Linked DNA regions of Mus musculus: region 2 is linked to region 1. The links are chromatin contacts, found by POLR2A ChIA-PET in ENCODE. All regions are on one chromosome and are shown on one strand. The core of a region is the stretch at or near the end of the contact, and the rest is flanking DNA. Distances in the headings are between cores, read along the strand shown. Region 1 holds the start of Ppp1cc (protein phosphatase 1 catalytic subunit gamma). Region 2 overlaps Pptc7 (PTC7 protein phosphatase homolog).

Region 1 (2,879 bases), core at 131-2,630:
ATGAATGACCATTTGTGTAATGGTGTGCAAAACCATAGCTTGGGACAATGAGTTGGTGAGTGGGCAAAGTGGAGCAGAGGGCTGAGGAGAGCTGGGGAGAATCCTGAAACCCCACTGTCGGGGGCTAGCATCAGGAAAAGGGCTCAGATCTAGATGGGTGCATCACACACCATGCTGCGGGGCCACGGGAAGACAGAGCTTGTAGAAAATGAGTCTCTCTATGGGGAGACAACCTTGCAAGGCATTCATGGAAAGGAATCCTCAGATCCATCCCTCTTGCTTTGAGAAACATGAACTGGAGGTGGGGCTGGGGGAGAACATTTTGTAAATTTTCTGGCGTGCTACTGGGAAGAGATAAATGGGTCAGATGGGTGTGCATTTTTCTTCCATAGGCAGCTAGCCTGCGAGGCAGCAGAGTTGGGGACCCCTCAGGTGAAGGGGTGCCCCTGGGGAGTCAAGGAAGCTAGAGGCAAGCAGCAGATGAATGCGCTGAGGCCCAGAGCGCACGCACAGCAACCTCCCAGGAAATGTGCAAATTCCCATTTTATCTGCTCCGGCACGCTCATTCAACCCAGCTCCGGCTAAATACAGGGGAAATCTCTTAAATTATTATATAACTTTCTGAGTTCAAGAAAGATAATTCAAAAGATAGGTAGTAGCAACCCTTACAGAATTCTCCCAACCTCTCTCTAAAATGTAAAAGAGCATTAGCGCACACAAGAAGCTCACACAAATTACTTAATGTGCCACTCACAGTGGATTAACATTTTTTTGGCTTATCTTGGGGGCTTCTTTTTTCCAAATATTGTATCGTAGATGCTTTATTGCAGTATTATGAAATTTTGCCAGTGCTGGGAATTGAACCCAAGGTCTCACACATACTCGACAAGCATTCTCACCACGGAGCCGTATATCTAGCTCTTCTTGTTCACCAATGTGCCAGAGTATTTGAATCCCCAACGTTCCAACCTCCTCCTCTTTATGATTCTCCACAGGCAAGCAACCCCACCCCAGATTGGCTCCGAGGGGTGATTCAGTGTTGAACTCCCACCCCGCCATGTCGGTCAGACTTCTGTCCCCAAGCAGCAGAGCCGGAAGGAGCTGGTGAGCCTCGCAGCGCGCAGCAGACTGACAAAGTCCACCTTCAACTTGCGCGCGCCAACTTCACAACTTCCCTCTCCCGCCACAGGGGGTCTATTTCCCCCGCCCGTTTGGCGGAAGGATCCCGCGCGCGGTGGCGGAGTCGCGCTCAACCGTCTCCGCCCGGGCTCCGCCCCACCCCCGCCCTACGCGCTCAAACCCCGCCCCTTCCCGGCGCCGGCCCCGCCCCCTTCCCGCGCGCTCTATGGGCCCGTAAAGAAGTCCCGGCCGGGCCGCTGCACTCCCGCGCGCGCATCCGTGCGCCGCCCGAGGCTGGCCTGAGGAGTCGGCGGCCATCTTGTTCTTCTCGTGGTTCCCAGTGGCGAGAGGAGGAGGAAGCCCGGAGCGGAGCGGGGCGGCTGGGGGGGGTGGACCCGCCGCGGCTGCTGCTGCCACCGCCGCCGCCGCCACCACCGCTCGTGGGGCTCGTGGCGTGAGGAAGGAGGACGAGTGAGACCCCGGGGCGAGCGGGCGGCGGCGCCGCTGCTGCTGCTGCTGCTGCGGGAGGGTCGGCGGCGGGACGGCGATGGCGGATATCGACAAACTCAACATCGACAGCATCATCCAACGGCTGCTGGAAGGTGAGCGGCGCGCGGGTGGGTGGCGGGGCAGGCCCGGCCGGTGGGGGATCAGGCCCAGTGGAGGGGCCGGTCTTTTCTCGGAAGCCGCTTTGGATCTGGGGCGCGCATACAAGCGCCTCCGGGTTTGGGGACCCCATTATTTTTTATCACTCCCCTGTCCTTGCTTTCACATTTATCATCTGGAGTCCAAGGACTCATCAGAGGGACTTGGCTTGGCAGGACGACGTCCCAGTGCGATGAGAGTCCGTCTCCTGCATTTTCCTACCCCCTCCACCCTCCCCTCAAAGCCATCCATCCTCCAGCGTTCTTTCCCCCTTGAACGTGCATCCGCACACGGACCCAGTCCGGGTGACAGTGTGGCTCTCTCTGATCATCAGATTGTTGTGTCCCTGAGGACAGGGGGACGCTGCCGCGTTCAGCGAGCACCCGCCAGGTAGGTGCTGTGTTGTTATTATCCTGGAAGTGGGTTTCGCAAGAGAAACTCCCAAGACCTCGCTGGACCAAGAATTAACAGTTAAAAGTCAGGTTTCAAACCCCGGGGTAGCTAGGAACCTAGAGAGAACCTGCCGCCTTCCAACTGTTCACCCCGTGGGAACCCAGGATGTCCAGTGGTTGAGGAGAGGTTCAAAAACAAAAACCCAGCTTTCCTTTTGTCCGACTTGGGGGTTTCTGCCGTGTGGTTTCCTACTTTGGAGATTTCAAATTTGACATAGGTCTGGATCCTGCTAATCACAGATCCCACAACATCCGCTGAAGCTAAAGAGGAGAAGATCCAGTAACCTTGATTTGGGCTCTTGACACTAGCTTGCTTTGGCCCAAAATACTTTTGGAGTGGTGGACAGCTGCGCAATTCTGGTGGTAGATGTCTTCAAGTAAATCACTGACAGAAAAGGGAAAAGGTGTCTTTTTAAAATCTGGGCATTTCCCCGGGGGGCGGGGGGGTGTTTTTCAAGACAGGGTTTCTCAGTATGGTCCTGGGGCTGTCCTGGAACTCACTCTGTAGAGCAGGCTGGCCTCAAACTCAGAAATCCGCCTGCCTCTGCCTCCCTAGGGCACGGATTAAAGGCTTGGGCCACCACTGCCCAGAGCATTGCCTCCTCTTTAATGTTTTGTTTACATAGGGTTTCTTGGCTTTGGTTTCATTAAAACATGGTCTCT
Region 2 (2,879 bases), core at 192-2,691, 160 kb after region 1:
CTGGTGGTCCGGGGCGGCGAGGTTGTGCACCGGTCTGACGAGCAGCAGCACTACTTCAACACTCCATTCCAGCTCTCCATCGCCCCTCCTGAGGCCGAGGGGGTTGTCCTGAGCGACAGGTAAGCAAGCAGGAGGTGCCTCACCCATCCCTCCCTTCCTCCCTCCTGTCCTCTTTCCTGAGACACTGACGTCCTCAGGACCAGTTAGTGGGGCCTTTGCAAGGGACTTGGAATAAGTGGGTATCCCAGCCAAGCCAAGGTGCTCTTACAGAGTCAGCTGGAAGTGTTGTGCACAGGCCAGTCCGCCTTCTGTCAGTCCAGTCCTCGGGCAGCCGCACACTGGCTGACGGCCGTCTTACTTGTCAGAATAACTTCCCACTCAGAGGTCCTTCTCACACATGCGCCCAACAGAAGAGAAGTGGCCAGACCTGCCTCCGTCCTTAATGGGGTCACTAGGGTGGTCTCTTTTTCTTGATGATTGCTAATGTCTTAGTTTAATTTTAAACTTCCAGGAACCTTTCAAAACAACTGGAACACTCTATAATTAATTTTCAGTGTGTTCTTTTCTTAGACTCTCGTGAGGTTAGGCTCGGACCACACTTAGTTCAGCTGCCTTCCAGGGGTGGCACCTGCTTACTGGCGACCCCTGAGTTGGGGTTCTTCAGTGAAGAGGCCCACAGTAAATGTTCTTCTTGCTTATATCTTTCTTTCTACCTATTACCTCCTAGTGACCCAGATCTCAAGGCCAAACTAACATAAAACAGGTATTTCTGCCACCTTTGATTCTGGAACAAGGATATTATATAATTAGGTATTTGGTGTTGTCCATTTAAATAATCTGCTTGCTAGGTAGGCATGGGGCTTGTACCTGTAATCCCTGTATTCAGGAGGCTAAGGCAGGAGGATTACCAGTTTGAGGCCAGCCTGGGCTATATATAGAAAGACCCAGTCTTAAAAAACTTAGAACCCTGCTGCTGAGAGAGGGAAGTGCTTTGAGCTTTGGGGTCTGCTGAGTGCCTTAGGTGGAAGAACCTCTGATTAGACATGGACTGTGTGACTAAAATATTTATTTATCTTGTGTATGAGGTGGAGGTAGTGTGTGTGTGTCCTGGCACAGGTGTGCAGGTTAGTTCTCGTCTATCATGTGGGTTCCCAGTGTCAGGTTTGGCAGCAGGTGCCATCCCTGAGCCATCTCACTGAACCCACTCTTGTGTTGTTGAGTGTGCGGTAATACATACACAGTAGCCCTAGCCATTTGGAATGACAGCCTCAGCTGACAGCCTCTGGGTCAAGGTGCTTCCTTTTCCACACTGGCTGCTGCCGGTTTTGGCCTCTGAGTACCAGATCCGCAGGCAAGATTTGGGACAGGCAGGCTAGTGGCACAGTCTGCTGCCCTGCCGTGAGGTGGAGGTAGCAGCCCGTGGAGCCCAGCTCACCAGCATGTGACTCCGGCTCGTGTTTCAGTGTGGTCGAGAGTTTCCAGCGGCACAGTGTGTTCAGTCAGAATGGGCAGAGCTGCAGCTGGCGGGACACCAAGCTCATGGGCGGGAGTGTTAGCAGAGCACGGGCTGTCCAATGGGAGGGAGGCTCTCACAGGCAGAATGGCAAAGGCCACTCGTGGAAAGGAAAACCTCAGCATAAAACAGAGCCCTGTGCCAGCCTGGCCTTTACTCTGTACTTCCAAAACCCGGTGCACTTGTAAGGACACAGCCAGAGCCTTGCATACCGACTGGAGTTTTGCAGAAGGAACTAGCCCAGTGCCCACCAGTACGATGGTGGTTTTCTCTTCCTGCTTCGTGTTCTTAGTTGTCACTCTTATCTTTAGATGTGAGCTGCCTCCTTCCCTCGATGGCCATGCAAAGCTGAGCCAGGCGTTTGCTCGGGGCACTGTAGATCCTCAGGCGTGTACCAGGCTTACTTTGTGTTTTCTTCCATGTGTTTTCTGTCTCAGCACTTAGTATACAAGTGTGGGGTTTCTGGTAAGCCTGGGGTGCTTTGGCTCTGGCCTCTTGGTCGGTGTCTAAGGTCTTGCTTCTGTTATTCCTAACCACAGGGCCAGGTGGACGATTAGGTCTCTCCTCTGTCTGCCTTTTCAGGCTGGGAAACAGTGAAGGTGGCCTTCAGGAGAGCCAGCCTCACAGGGCTGTGAACTCCTGCCTTTGTGTCCCCCAAGTTAGATCTGTTTCCTTTAGGCTTTGTAAGAAAAAAATACCTGCCATCTCATCCTTTAAAAGTTGAACCCAGCTTGGGCATAGTGGCACACACCTGTCATCCCAGCATCTAGGAGGCCGAGGCAGGAGAATTATGAGTTCAAGTTCAGCCTGAGCTACAAGTTGAGACCTTCTCTCTAAAACAGAAAAGCTATACCAAAAAAACAAAAGGCAGGGGCTGGCGAGATGGCTCAGAGGGTAAGAGCACTGACTGCTCTTCCGAAGGTTCTGAGTTCAATTCCCAGCAACCACATGGTGGCTCACAACCATCTGTAATGGGATCCGATGCCCTCTTCTGGTATGGCTGAAGACAGGAACAGTGTACTTACATTTAATAATAAATAAATTAAAAAAAAAAAAAGGCAAGCAACCGTCCTCCTGCCGCTGGTGTAACCCCATGTTCTCCAGGAGGCTCTTGGGCTAGCTTCTCTCCAGATTGATGGATGCTCTGAGCTTAGAAATCTTCAAGTGTGTCTGCCCCTCTTTACAGAAGTAGTTGTATCCACCACATATTCCTGCCTTTTCTATTTAACATATTACAGATTTTCTCTCAATTCAGAGGGTTATTCTGTTTGCAGTATGCCAATTAGCTAGTTTCTTGAAGCGTTCCATGTCAGGGTGGGAGATACACAGCCCTTAACTGTGCTAGAGCCTCTCTGGGCGCTCATGT

Evidence for each region. ChIA-PET counts read pairs that join two places held with the same protein, here RNA polymerase II (POLR2A).
Region 2: POLR2A ChIA-PET joins it to region 1 with 10 read pairs in Patski. The contact joins the enhancer-like site here to the promoter of Ppp1cc in region 1. POLR2A ChIA-PET finds 5 or more read pairs at or near these places in 2 of 5 experiments (Patski and embryonic stem cell).

The regions. Positions count from the first base shown.
Region 1 is chr5:122,156,895-122,159,773 of GRCm38, forward strand. Ppp1cc (protein phosphatase 1 catalytic subunit gamma) reads left to right here and starts at 1,381. Exons shown (of 7, transcript NM_013636.4): 1 at 1,381-1,721. The coding sequence starts at 1,667.
Region 2 is chr5:122,313,675-122,316,553 of GRCm38, forward strand. It overlaps Pptc7 (PTC7 protein phosphatase homolog), which reads left to right. Exons shown (of 6, transcript NM_177242.4): 3 at 1-119. Among named protein-coding and RNA genes, the nearest start is that of Pptc7, 31 kb to the left of the region's middle. Within about 2 kb of position 1,442, at least 1 of the 3 ENCODE cell types and tissues checked has a DNase peak (open chromatin) inside an H3K27ac peak, as active enhancers do.